Linked DNA regions of Homo sapiens: region 2 is linked to region 1. Evidence: read pairs that join two places in POLR2A ChIA-PET (ENCODE). Cell type or tissue: Panc1. All regions are shown on one strand. Each heading gives the region's core, and the rest is flanking DNA. Links, peaks and the distances in the headings are about the cores only. Region 1 overlaps MAD1L1 (mitotic arrest deficient 1 like 1). Region 2 overlaps MAD1L1 (mitotic arrest deficient 1 like 1).

What was found. Peaks named below come from ENCODE experiments on the same cell type or tissue, not always from the same donor. Only the 100,000 strongest peaks of a DNase experiment are listed, where the experiment ranks them.
Region 2: POLR2A ChIA-PET joins it to region 1 with 19 read pairs; 4 of 35 experiments call an interaction of 5 or more read pairs at or near these places.

The regions. Positions count from the first base shown.
Region 1 is chr7:1,929,177-1,935,569 of GRCh38, reverse strand. All of the region lies in intron 17 of MAD1L1 (mitotic arrest deficient 1 like 1), which reads left to right. Among named protein-coding and RNA genes, the nearest start is that of MIR4655, 88 kb to the right of the region's middle. RefSeq lists enhancers at 3,487-3,656, 3,910-4,858. In Panc1, for the core only: no CTCF peak of the experiment used is centred there; no DNase peak of the experiment used is centred there.
Region 2 is chr7:1,880,058-1,886,450 of GRCh38, reverse strand. The region is part of intron 18 of MAD1L1 (mitotic arrest deficient 1 like 1); the gene reads left to right. Among named protein-coding and RNA genes, the nearest start is that of MIR4655, 39 kb to the right of the region's middle. RefSeq lists an enhancer at 2,288-3,077. In Panc1, for the core only: no CTCF peak of the experiment used is centred there; a DNase peak (open chromatin) is centred at 3,120.

The DNA of each region.
Region 1 (6,393 bases), core at 1,426-3,925:
GGGAGGGTCTTAGGTGGGGTCTTCCCTCCCTCTTGTGCCCCACCCCCATAAGCCAAGACTGCCCTGAGTCTGGGCGCACCCTGCCGGCAGGTAGGGGCTTAGTGGCTGGCTAGCGGGTGGTGTGCCCTCCTGGAGTAGTATGGTGGGGTTGGAGGACAAAAGCCAGAAGGGGGGGCCTGTGTTGCCAGATTGAGGGGCGAGCTGATGGCAGTCGGGGGCTCCTTTCCAGCTCCCCACCTGCACAAGGGCTGCTCCCGGTCTCCACTGTGGCTGTGAGGGCCTGAGCCCCCATGTCCCCAGCCCCCTTTCTGGTCCAGCCGTGGCTCCCTCTCCGCCCTGCATTCTGCAGGTGTTATTGGCAAGTTTCGGAGCTGAGGATGCAGACTTGGAGCCATATTTTTAGGTGGCTCTGCACCCTGGGAGAGGATTTGGGAAGGGGCCTTCCATCCCCTGCTGTCACGGGCCTGTGCCTTGGCTGTGCACCCATTCGCTTGTCTGTTTGTTCCCCTGTTGTCTGGGTCTCTGCCCGTCTCGGGTTTGCCCGTCTGTTCGTTCCCTTGTTGTCTGGGTCTCTGCCCGTCTCGGGTTTGCCCATCTGTTCGTTCCCTTGTTGTCTGGGTCTCTGCCCGTCTCGGGTTCACCCGTCTGTTTGTCCCCCTGTTGTCTGGGTCTCTGCCCGTCTCGGGTTCGCCCGTCTGTTCGTTCACCTGTTGTCTGGGTCTCTGCCTGTCTCGGGTTTGCCCATCTGTTTGTTCCCCTGTTGTCTGGGTGTCTGCCTGTCTCGGGTTCGCTCGTGTGTTCGTTCACCTGTTGTCTGGGTCTCTGCGCATCTCGGGTTCGCCCGTCTGTTCCTTCCCTTTTTGTCTGGGTCTCTGCCTGTCTCGGGTTCGCCCATCTGTTCGTTCCCCTGTTGTCTGGGTGTCTGCCTGTCTCGGGTTCGCCCGTCTGTTCGTTCCCCTGTTGTCTGGGTCTCTGCCTGTCTCGGGTTCGCTCGTGTGTTTGTTCCCCTGTTGTCTGGGTCTCTGCGCATCTCGGGTTCACCTGTCTGTTCCTTTCCTTGTTGTCTGGGTCTCTGCCTGTCTAGGGTTCGCTCGTGTGTTTGTTCACCTGTTATCTGGGTCTCTGCGCATCTTGGGTTCTCCCGTCTGTTCCTTCCCTTGTTGTCTGGGTCTCTGCCTGTCTCGGGTTCGCCCGTCTGTTCGTTAACCTCTTGTCTGGGTCTCTGCGCGTCTCAGGCACGCGGGTGGTCGGCATCTGGCTGTGACAGGTGCCCGGGCCATGGCTGATTGGGAGTGGGGGGTGCGAAGAGGCGTGTCTGAGCTGACCATGGAGAAGTCAGGGCCAGCGTGGTCTGGAAGCAGGAAGGGGAGGATGAGCAGAGGCCTGGGATAGTGGGGGCCGCGCCACATGGCGCCACCAGGAGGTGAGGGTGGGTCGGGCGTCCAGGCCCCAGTGGCTGATGCAGCGCGTGTCTGTGCCCCCAAAAATCACAGTGTTGGTGGCCTCTGTTTTATGTAAGGCCTAACCCCACAGAGGGAGAGGATACAGAGGCAGACTTTTGGAGTCTGGAATTGGCGGGTGAGCAGTGAAAGGACTGAGTAGACTTGGGAAACCGGAATCTAAGCCGGCGGCGGGTGGAGCTGAGAACCCGCCTGAGTTACACCTCAAAACTCCAACGCAGCCCAGGAACTGGCTGCAAGTGGCGTTAGGGGAGGGATGCCACTGACTGAAGCACAGTGGATCTGGAGGCTTGATTGCTGAATTAAGAGATGGGTCCCCGGAACCATCTGTCCATCTGTGTGCCCTGGGCAGTTGCCGCTCCCCGGGAAAGATGAAGACTCCAAAACAAGCCAGCAGTTTATTCTTGGAGCAGTGATACTTAAAGTGCAGTACCCAGGTCGGCCGCTGCCTCCCTGGGAGCCTCTTAGAAATGTGGATTCTCAGGTCTCATCTCAGACTTGCTCAGCCAGAGGCCTGGGGGCGGCCGGCAGTCTGTGCTAGGCAGCCCTACAGACCACGCGGATGCTCAGCGCGTTTGTGGACCGCTGCTCTGGAGAGGGCTGGCAAGGTCCCTGGACAGACCCAAGTCAGGACAACAGGCTTGAACTGAGCCCGGATTGATAGATGCAGGTGTGGGCCTGGATCGCACACCCCCGCCACGTGCCCTGCAGAACACGGGCAGCAGGTGTGACCCTGTAGGCTATGGTGGAAAGACCTCCCTGTGTATCCGAGCAGCCCAGAAGGACCTGGCGTTGGCAGTTCCCCAGCTCGACAGCTCCCATGGATCGCTCCCTGGGGAAAACCGTGGCAGACGGCTCCATGCTCCTACCCGGAGTATCCCTGGGCCCCTAGTGCCCTCCCCTAGTGAGGAGCTGATACCCAGGGATTGTCAGACAGCCCAAGGGAAAGGACAGGAAACGAGCAGGGAAAACAGAGCACAGCGAAACGCAGAGAAACACAGCGTCAGCGGGGAGGGAACCCACTGTCCCAGCAAAGAAAATCTCCAAAAACTGTCTCCTGGATCTCCTCAGAGAGAAGACGGGGCTTCAGCAACCAAACAACAGGGCAGCTTAACACACACCAAGAGAAAGCAGTGAGCAGGGGGAAGGCAAAAGTAGGGAACAGTGAATGGAAATCTAAGAAGATTTGTAAAGTAACGTTGAGAAAGTCTGAAAGTAAAGACAACGAGATGGAAAACAGGAGAAGAGAAGTAAGAACATTAGAGGTACAGCCCACTGTCTGAACAACAGGAACATGGAAGGAGGGAACAGGGAAAAAGCAGATGATAACAGAAGTGCCTCAAGGACGTCTCCCTGAAGGAAGGACGCAGCTCCCTGCCTCCCGGGAGAGGCTCAGACTGGGCTGTCTGTGGTTGGGGATAGACCCGCACAGTGTGCGGCAGCATGAAGATTCAGGACACAGGACGAAAGGAAGACCCTGAGAACTTCAGAGAAGAAACACAGAGGTCACTTGTCAAAGGATCCGGGATCAGTCATCTAGCGTTTCCTAGCAGCAGCACCTCCGAGTTTCTAGCAGAGTGACCTGCATCTCGGGATCTCATAGCCCCCCAGCCCCACATCAGGTCTGAAGGAAGAAGTACGGGCATCTGCAGGGTTCAAGGCCTTAAAAACTTGACGGCCCCGCACCGTCTCTCAGGAAGCTGGCAGAGGATGCACTCCCAAAGGATGAGGGAGTAAACCAGGAAAGAGTGTGGCTGTGGCACGCAGAGCAGACCACAGGGGCTTCTGCCGCGGAAGCAGAGAAGGAGGCCTCAGGCCTGGGGAGCAGCCGGCAGGGGCCAGAACAGGCCAGAGGTTCTGGGATATAGAGCAGAGAAGGAAGCCTTAGGCCTGGGGAGCAGCTGGCAGGGGCCAGAACGGGCCAGAGTTTCTGGGATATAGAGCAGAGAAGGAAGCCCCCAGCCTGGGCAGCCTCCAGCGGGGGCTGGAACCCACCAGAGATTCTAGGACAGAACCTGGTGCGTTGGGTGTCATGATGCGGACCGGAGCTTTCCACACGTGTGTGCCAGGCGTGGGCTGCCATGGACGTTGGTCCCCAGGTCCCTGGGTCACTCTTTGGCAGCCTCCTCCTTCCCTGCGTGCCACACACATTTCTCAGGTTTTAGGTTTGCTGCCCCGCACAAAAAGACTGGGAAGCACCTGTGTAGACAGCTGGCAAAGAGGGATGGCTGCCAAGAGCCATGAGCACCTAGAAGGCTGAGTGCGTGGGAAGCAGGACGACCATTGGCTCTGGGGACAGCAGAGTTGCATGAGAAGCAGCAGAAGCAGCAGTGTCCTGCATTCTGAGCTGGCCCTGAGCAGCCTCACACAGTCGTAAGGGAGCTGAGGCCTGATCTGAACACAGCCCTGAGCCTCATATTAAGAAAGGGGACCAGGAGGAGGGAGACGCGTGTTGCAGGGTGGGAGGGAGGGAGAGCTGAAGCCTCGCTGTCTCTCGGGAAGTCAGCAGGACGTCCGAGCGCTCAAGTCCAGAAGGAGCCACAGAATGTGTATTCCAGAGAAATGCAGTTAATACCGACATGATCGGCTGAGAGGTGAACATGGTGGACTCTGGAGAGAAAGGAAGGAAATGAGAAGTGTGGAGACCGCTGTTCCCTGACACACCCCACAGAATTCCTGGGCTCTTAACTCATGTGCATGTAAATCTAAAGTTAAAAAGAGAAAAGTCCAGGTCACGCCGCTTGCTGCCAGAGAGGGCTGTCCCCTCCCCATTCTCCAGATGAGGAGCAAGGGTGTGCCCGCAGTGTCAGCAGACCCTTGACGTGGACCCCACGACGCGCCCTCGCTCCTGTGACCGTGCGTGGGGTGAGGAGTTGGGGGTGTTCCCGTGGTGTCAGCAGACCCTTGACGTGGACCCCACGACGCGCCCTCGCTCCTGTGACCGTGCGTGGGGTGAGGAGTTGGGGGTGTTCCCACAGCATCAGCAGACCCTTGACATGGACCCCATGATGCGCCCTCGCTCCTGTGACCGTGGGTGGGGTGAGGAGTTGGGGGTGTTCCCGTGGTGTCAGCAGACCCTTGACGTGGACCCCACGACGCGCCCTCGCTCCTGTGACCGTGGGTAGGCTGCCTGCACAGTCCCTGCAAAGGGTGAGATGGCAGGTGTGAGCCTGAGACAGAGACGGATGCTCCTCCCCGGCCTGGCTGGCCCTGAGCATGGGTTAGGGGTGGGTCTCCTGGGTCACGAGAGAGACCAGGGTAAGTTGTGAGGGCTTCAGGCCAGCAGGTCTGCAGATGGCAGGCCTGTCACTGGCTTAAGGGGGAGCCGCGTGGCCTGAGACAGCGCCCAGTGTCCCACCAGGAAGCAAGTCCCAGGGGAGTCCCCTCACACCCTGATCACCCAGCATCTCGGGGGTCAGCAGATGTCTCTTCCTGCTCTGGGGAATCAGGGCCCCCAAGGAACAAGGTGAAGGGGATGTGACGGTGGGACGAAGCAAGGGGACACGTGGCAGTGGGGTGGGCGAGGGGACGCAGCGGTGAGGTGGGGTGAGCGGACACGGTGGTGGGATGGGGTGAGGGGACGTGGCAGTGGGGACGGGGCGAGGGGACGTGGCAGTGGGGGATGGGGCGAGGGGACGTGGCAGTGGGGGATGGGGCGAGGGGACGTGGCAGTGGGGACGGGGCGAGGGGACGTGGCAGTGGGGACGGGGCGAGGGGACGTGGCACTGGGGGATGGGGCGAGGGGACGTGGCACTGGGGGATGGGGCGAGGGGACCTGGCACTGGGGACGGGGCGAGGGGACATGGCATTGGGGGATGGGGCGAGGTGACGTGGCATCGGGGACTGTGCGAGGGGACGTGGCAGTGGGGACGGGGCGAGGGGACGTGGCAGTGGGGACGGGGCGAGGGGACGTGGCAGTGTGGACGTGGTGGTGGGATGTGGCAGTAGGGGACGGGATGAGGGGTTGTGGCAGTGGGGACGGGATGAGGGGACGTGGCAGTGGGGGCAGGGCGAGGGGACGTGGCAGTGGGGACGGGGCGAGGGGACGTGGCAGTGTGGACGTGGTGGTGGGATGTGGCAGTAGGGGACGGGATGAGGGGTTGTGGCAGTGGGGACGGGATGAGGGGACGTGGCAGTGGGGACGGGGCGAGGGGACGTGGCAGTGGGGGACGGGGCGAGGGGACGTGGCAGTGTGGACGTGGTGGTGGGATGTGGCAGTAGGGGACGGGATGAGGGGTTGTGGCAGTGGGGACGGGATGAGGGGACGTGGCAGTGGGGACGGGGCAGGGGACGTGGCAGTGGGGACGGGGCGAGGGGACGTGGCAGTGGGGACGGGGCGAGGGGACGTGGCAGTGGGGACGGGGCGAGGGGACGTGGCAGTGGGGGATGGGCGAGGGGACGTGGCAGCGGGGCTGCAGAGTCAAGAGCTCCCTTTCGTGTTTGCCACGGCTTCCCCAAGGGCTGTCTCTGGTGTGGGCCCCAGACCTCCGGTCAGAGAAGACACAGAAACACATAAAGAGGCCCCTGCTCTCGGGGATCTGAGTCCCTGCTCGGAAGTTCAGGCAGGAACACCCTTGTGATTTTCCTGGTGTCTTTGACAAGGCAGTCACTAAACAACCCTTGCCATCGGCACGGGCCCTTGGCGGATAGGAGCCCCAAAGCCCGGCCTCCCGTGCTGGCTCTGACTCCTCACTCAGCCCCCCTGCCACGTCCAGGCTGGGCCAGGGAGATTGTTAATTGCAGCTTAATTAGGGAATGCATTAATATTAAAATAATCTTAGCAGCACATTGAAGGTGATCAAATTTGTCACTGCCTGTGTGGGCACAGCTGATCCTAGAGGTGTCTTTGGGGAGGAGGGAGGCAGGGGGAGGATGGAGGAGCGAGGAAGAGGGAGAAGAGATACCAGGGAGGAGAAGGGAGGAGGTGGAAGAA
Region 2 (6,393 bases), core at 2,053-4,552, 50 kb after region 1:
TGGGGCGTGTTGACACAGGCTGAGATTTGCACAGGATTTATCACTCTCAGATGAAGCATCCGCTTTGCTGCCAACGGGTGTAGACATGACCTTGGTAGCTGCCCTGTTCTTTCCTTCTGAAGCAGGCTTGTGAATAAGTGGGCATATCTGCCAGCCCACCATCTCCCGTGCACTGATCTTGCACAGATCAGGACTCAGGACTCCAGGCTCTTGGAGGGGTACTTACCCCCAGAGGACAAGCCCCTTAGACAGTGACTAGCCCTGTGCCATTCCAGGCCCAGAGCTTGCCGCCAGGTGCCCAGAAGTGAACCTGGCCCTCACAGTGCTGCTGGGCTGACGAGAAGGTAAACATGCCCACGGGTCTCTGCAGGTTGCTGGGATGAGGCTGCCCTGATACGCGGACGAGGGCTGGTGAGGGCCCAGGTGGGGCGGTCGTGGGGTGGAGGCAGTAGGACCTGGTGGAGGAGAGGAGGCAGAGCTGCTGCTGGGGGCATAGAATGGGAAGCCAGGCGTGTGGCCCCCAGGGCTGGGGCCAGAGATGCCGGGCAGGGGTCCCTGCTGGGGTGTCTGCCTGCCCTGCTCCATTTTCCTCATTCCTTTCCTGAGGAGTGGGCCCACCCGGCCTAGGGGCCAGGCTGGAGGGAGAGAGACAGGACTGGAAGGGCCGAGACAGGGAGAGGCTCTGGGCGCCGGGCTGCCGAGCCCTCGGGGATCTGCCTCTGCTCCACGGGGCAGCAGTCAGAGCCACGGGGCCAGGTGAGTGGGCACCTTGGGGTTGTCATGGCAACAGCTCTTAGCCAGAGGTGGACGGAACTGGGGGGTTGAAGGCCGGACATTTGGGAGCCCGTACCCTGCAGGGCCACTCAGGAAGCAGGAGCTACAGCGGCCCACCGTGGGACAGCTCCACGTGTCACACATTCGCCTGAAATCTGCCCTTCCGACCGCACCCCTGTGGCCCACACACACCCGCAGCCCAGCCCCCTGGACTTCTCTCCTGTCTGAGTGCACTGGCCTCTGCCTGGTGCTCACTGCTGTGAGTTTGAGCTTCAAAGCCCTCGTTAAGCCCTCTCCATCTTTCTCTAGGCAGAGCTGGGACACAGGGTTTTTGGGGATAGACCGAGAACAAAGGACCCGCGAGAGGGACGCTGTGGTGTGGGCAGAGGGCATGTGAGAGGCAGCCCTTCGTGGAGCTCTGGGCAGGGAGTGGTTCCTGAGACCAGTTCCTTGAAAGTAGTGTCTGTGTGTGGGGGCGTCCATGCAGGAGCCCGGAGCCATCTCTGAGGCTGGAGCAGCGAGGTCCTTTCTCTTCCCCTGTCCTGCTATGACTCTACCACAGGGCCTCTGCTCCTGGGTCCCCGCCTTGGGTCCAGTGGTGATGACTAAGTACTTAGGTTGTTGGAGAAGTGTGCTCACCATTCACATGTATGGGTTTTGACCAACACGGGTAACTTCATGCACAGTGATCCCCGATTCTAAAGCTGAGATGAACTTTGCCTATTCCCGGAGGGCGACGTGAGGGGTGCGCACCACCACACTGTGTCCCCAGAGCAGCTGCCCCAAGCTGCAGAATGCCCTCTGCCCCCTTGCCCCACGGCCTGCCCCGCCTGCGTCTGAGGGCGCTGTGGCCTCCCTGCTGTGGCTCAGGCTGCCCCCAGGGCTCTGACCTGTGGGACAGCAGACAGGAGGCCTGGGCTGGGGGCCTCAGGGCGCAGGCGTGGTCCGCTCCACACAGTCTTCCCATGTGGGACCAGGGGTTCTCCTCCGCCCACTCAGACAACTCCCCTGCTGCCCAGCCCCTCTCGGGCTGTCTCACCAGGCCACTCTCGGTCGTCTCTTAGACCTGGTGACATTTTGGAACAGAAATAAAGTTCGGCAGTGATTGGGCTGAGAGGCAGGAAGATGCAATGGGAGTTTGGGCTGAGGGAAGGTCAGCAGGACGGCCTCAGGGCCTCCATGTGGTGGGGAATCCCGGCTAGGCCCCTGACCCAACGTTGCTCCTCAAGAGCATTGAGGCCTGGAACTCAGCCAGAGGCGCTGAGGCTGCAGGAGTCCAGGGCTCACCTCAGGCTTCCCAAGCCAGAGGCAGGGGAGCTGGTGGCTGCCCGGACATGTGGGTCGGTGGCTAGGGGTGCACTGGTGGATGGCCAGAGATCCATGGGTGGGTGGCCAGGGGCATGCTCTTGGGCGCCCAGGTGTGAGGGTGGGTGGCCACGTCTCTTCAGCCAGGGCAGCTGCGAGCAGGGCTGTGCCACCAAACACCGTGCATGCCTCGGCTGCGTCCCTCCTGGCCACTGGCCCTGCCCCAAGTGGAGACTGGCCCAGCCGCCAACTCTGGCTTGCGGTCCCAGTGCTGCCTCCTGTTGGCCACATGCTCTCTCGAATGAGCTGCTCGCTCTGGCGTGGTTGTGAGGATGGAGCGGTCAGATGCTGGGGAGTCCCCAGCTGGCTCTGCACTGTGCAGCGCGGGGCCTGCGGTTCCTCCTCCAGGCTTCCTTCAGCTGCACGCGATTCCCCTGGCCCGGGTATCCAGGAGGCTCCCTGGCCTGACCGTGTGTCAGGGTCTGCAGGTCAGAGTCAGCTTCGCTCGAGGCTCCTGCTCCGGTCGAGTCCTGGAACTCGGAGCTGGGAGTTGGCATCTGGTTTGAAGCTGTCTGGGTAATAGAGACACATGGTGCCTTCCTTTTAATACGGCCTGGGGCACACAGACTGCCCTCTGAGCCTGGACCTGCACCCTCTGCCTCGGCCTCCGTGAAATCAGGCTTTGGACCCCGCGACCCCAGCCACGGTACCCTCTTTGCCGCCCTGGACAGGGCAGAAGTGTTTTGTGTGGATTGTGCCTGAGGAGGTTGGAGACATGAGAGGTCAGGGAGTTGTCCGTCCCCTGGTGCTGAAGCTGAAGTCAGCGAGGGTCTCCGGGACACTGGAGCTTGGCCTTCAGGCAGCAGCCAGTGGGGAGCTGGGCTGATTCCCATGGAAATGGGCATCCTGCGGGCATGGGCAGCCCTCCCCATGACTCATGGCCCCAGGCATTCAGAAGAGACTGCTGCCTCTGGAAAGGGAGCTCATCCCCGGGGCCGTTTGTGAGTCACAGTTTGGTGTTAAGGAGCTCCTACATACCAGGGGTCATTTGTGAATTAGGATTCGGGTGTTAAGGAGCTCATGGTGGGGGAAGGGGTGGACATTTGTGATTCACAGTTTGGTAGTTTGGGTTCCTGGGGCCGTTTGTGGCACAAGGTTTGTTGTTAAGGAACTGGTTCCTGGAGTCGTTTGTGACACGAGGTTTGGTGATAAGGAGCTGGTTCCTGGAATTGTTTGTGACACCAGGTTTGCTGTTAAAGAGCTGGTTCCTGGGGCCATTTGTGGCACGAGGTTTGGTAATAAGGAGCTGGTTCCTGGAGTCGTTTGTGACACCAGGTTTGGTGTTAAAGAGCTGGTTCCTGGGGCCGTTTGTGGCACGAGGTTTGGTGATAAGGAGCTGGTTCCTGGAGTCGTTTGTGACACCAGGTTTGGTGTTAAAGAGCTGGTTCCTGGGGCCGTTTGTGGTGCAGGGTTTGGTGTTTCTCAAGACTTCAGTTCTCTACATTTCTAAAGGAGCAAAACTGCCAGTGCCTTCTCACCTCAGCACCGACCCAGGATCAGAGTCACGGCCGCCCTGGTGATGGAGGGCAGGCCTGGGTGTGGACCCCAGCGGTGGGAAGGGGGGCGAGGGGCCATGCAGCGGGCCTGTGGCAGGGCAGTGGCTGGAGCCCATGTCATGCCCACCCAGCAGCCTTCTTGCTCCCTGTGCAGGTGTGTGGCATCCTCAGAGGTGCTCACGCTCCAGGCCTGGCTGAGGAAAGGAGGTGAGCAGGACCCTGTGGCCACGGGTGTTGCTGATAGGAAGTAGTTAACTGACAAGGCCACCCCAGCAGTCCCTGGGAGACTCCAGCCAGAGCAACGTCAAACACGGCCCGCGCGCCCCTCACCCCTTCCCTCCCTCCCTGACAGGCAGGCAAGGCCATTCACAGTCTCTTCTGAAGCCTTCCCATCTCCCGCTGGAGCAATGAGGTCTACACAGACAGCTTAATTTGAATTTGCCTCTCTGGGTCCCCTGAATTGAGAGTGGAGTTGCTTTCAACGCATGCTGACTTCACGTCCCATCTTGTTGCTTCAGCTGTGGTTCAGGATGTCCAAGCACTATGTTCGCGTGTGCTAACATCTCCCAGGTGCCCTCTGCCCGGCACACTCGCCTCCCGAGGCACCCCGGGGTGTGGGCATCCAGCCCAGGGTGGGGTACTTGCAGTAAGGTGAGCTTTGCCCTCCCAAGGCTGCCCCTCCTCATCTCGTGCCCTGGCCCCAGCCACAGACCTTCCTGGTGGATGTGCATGGTGAACGGTGTCTGCCCACCGCCAGGTTCAAGCAGGCGGAGGCTCAGAGTGATTCTCGGTCCCTTAGAGAGGGTGTGGGGGAGGTCGCCAGCTGTGGGGCCCAAGGACACGGGCAAGCCTGTGGCTCAGATCACCCTTCTACCGTGGCACCAGCCACACAGGACTGCTGACCAAAATCACAGCGTTCCTCATATCCGCATAGAGAATTCCTCATGGCTTAATGAAGTATGTAGGAGAAGATGCCAGTGGCTCATCACCCGTCACCTGGAGTGAGGGGGCACCATGGGCCTCGGGTCGTGTCTGCTGCCTTCCCACCACCTCTGCCTCCCCACATCTTCATGTCTGTTTCCTGGTGAAGTCGGGTCTGTGACAGATCGTTTTGTTTCCTGCTCTGTCCCTTCGACACTATATCGTGAGCATTTTACGCTCAATTAAATATTTCCTCGATGATGGTGTTTAATGGTTGCATAATGTGCTATTTCGCAGTTGTGCCATAATTTACTTAAAATATTTCCTTGTTGTAGGACATTTAGCCAGCTCCTCTTTTTATTTACTCACCTGTTGATTTATCTTTCGCTGTGTAACAAAGCATCTCAGCAATCATCTGTCCACACAGATCTTTCTCTGGCTACTTCTTTAGATTAGGGTCCTCGTAGATTGATTATTAGTTTGGATAAAATTAATTAATTGGATAAATTATTAACCCATTTATGCTGGAGGTTGCAAATTTTTTTGTGAAAAATCAGACCTTGGCGATGACCTTGAACACCAGGATATAAATAACTCCCACAAGCTTAGTGTTCCAATAATGGAACACTAGGCATAAATGGGTTAATTCAAATGCGTGACCATTTAAACCCATATTTGAGTTGTTTTGCATCTATTTCAGCCATGTAAGACTTCCGGGAATGAGACTTGGCTCATCTCGTGTAATTCTGAGACTGCAGAGCTGGGAGGACTTTGTCATGGCTCATAATCTTAATGAAACCCCAGGTATGTAATGGAGCAGTTCCTGTCTCCATCTTATGAAGATCAGCACACCGGGGCCCTGGTTCACCTAAGGTTCTGCAGATGGACAGGGTCTGAGCAAAGAACCAGGCATCCTGCCTAGAGAGCCCTCTGTCAGCTCAGCTCTGCAGCCCAGACTTCCCCTCCAGGCTCCAGGCTCCACTCCTAAGCTGAACCATGGGGCTGCAGTGGCCTGGGCAGGGAGCAGCGGGGAAGATGGGGCTGTTCCCAGCTCACCGTCTCTCAGTTCCATCTCTTTTCTGGATCCCAGGCTCCCCATCAGCAGTGAGATCCCTGCCTCCACAGGGTCCTGTGAGTGACTGGGACGCCCTACAGCTTGCCTGCCCTCAGGGGCCGGGTGCTTTCTGCTGACCACACCGTACTTCCTCTTGCTTTGGAAATGGCAGTGAAGATTGTATGTGAGCATCCTTCTGGGGTTTGGTGTGGGGCCCCTGAGATGGGACGCACGCAGGTTCAAGAACTACACTGTTTGCCAAATTGAGGGCCCACTGTGACTGCAGGAAGTCAGTTTGTAGTGAGCGGGGAAAGGCCAGGAGGCTCAAGGAGGGGAGGACTTTGGGGCAGCCTGGCCATGGCCCTTTGTCATCACTGTGTCGAGTGGCCTCCCTTCCTTCTGAGGCTCCAGCTTTCCTCAAGTTTGGGCTCTGCAGGGAGGTCCTAGCAGCTCCCCAGCTCCTCTAACCAGGACAGCCTCAGTTTCTGGGGGCCCTGCAGAGACATCATGACCTGGTGCAGGGCTTCCCAAAGCTGTCTGTGGCCCCATCTGCCCAGCCTGGGTCACCACAGGTAGGATCCAGGAACCCGGGTGTTGGCAGGCTCCCAGGAAACATGGATGTCATCAGCCCAGGTTTGAGGGGTGCTGATTAGGAACACTGTGAGGATACGGAAGGTGTGTCCGGTTCTCACCTGTCACTCCTGTAGGAGTTGTGGCGAGTCCTAGTTGGCCTATTCCAGCAACTCTTGTTTAAAGGAATATCCTTTCCTGATTGAATTACCT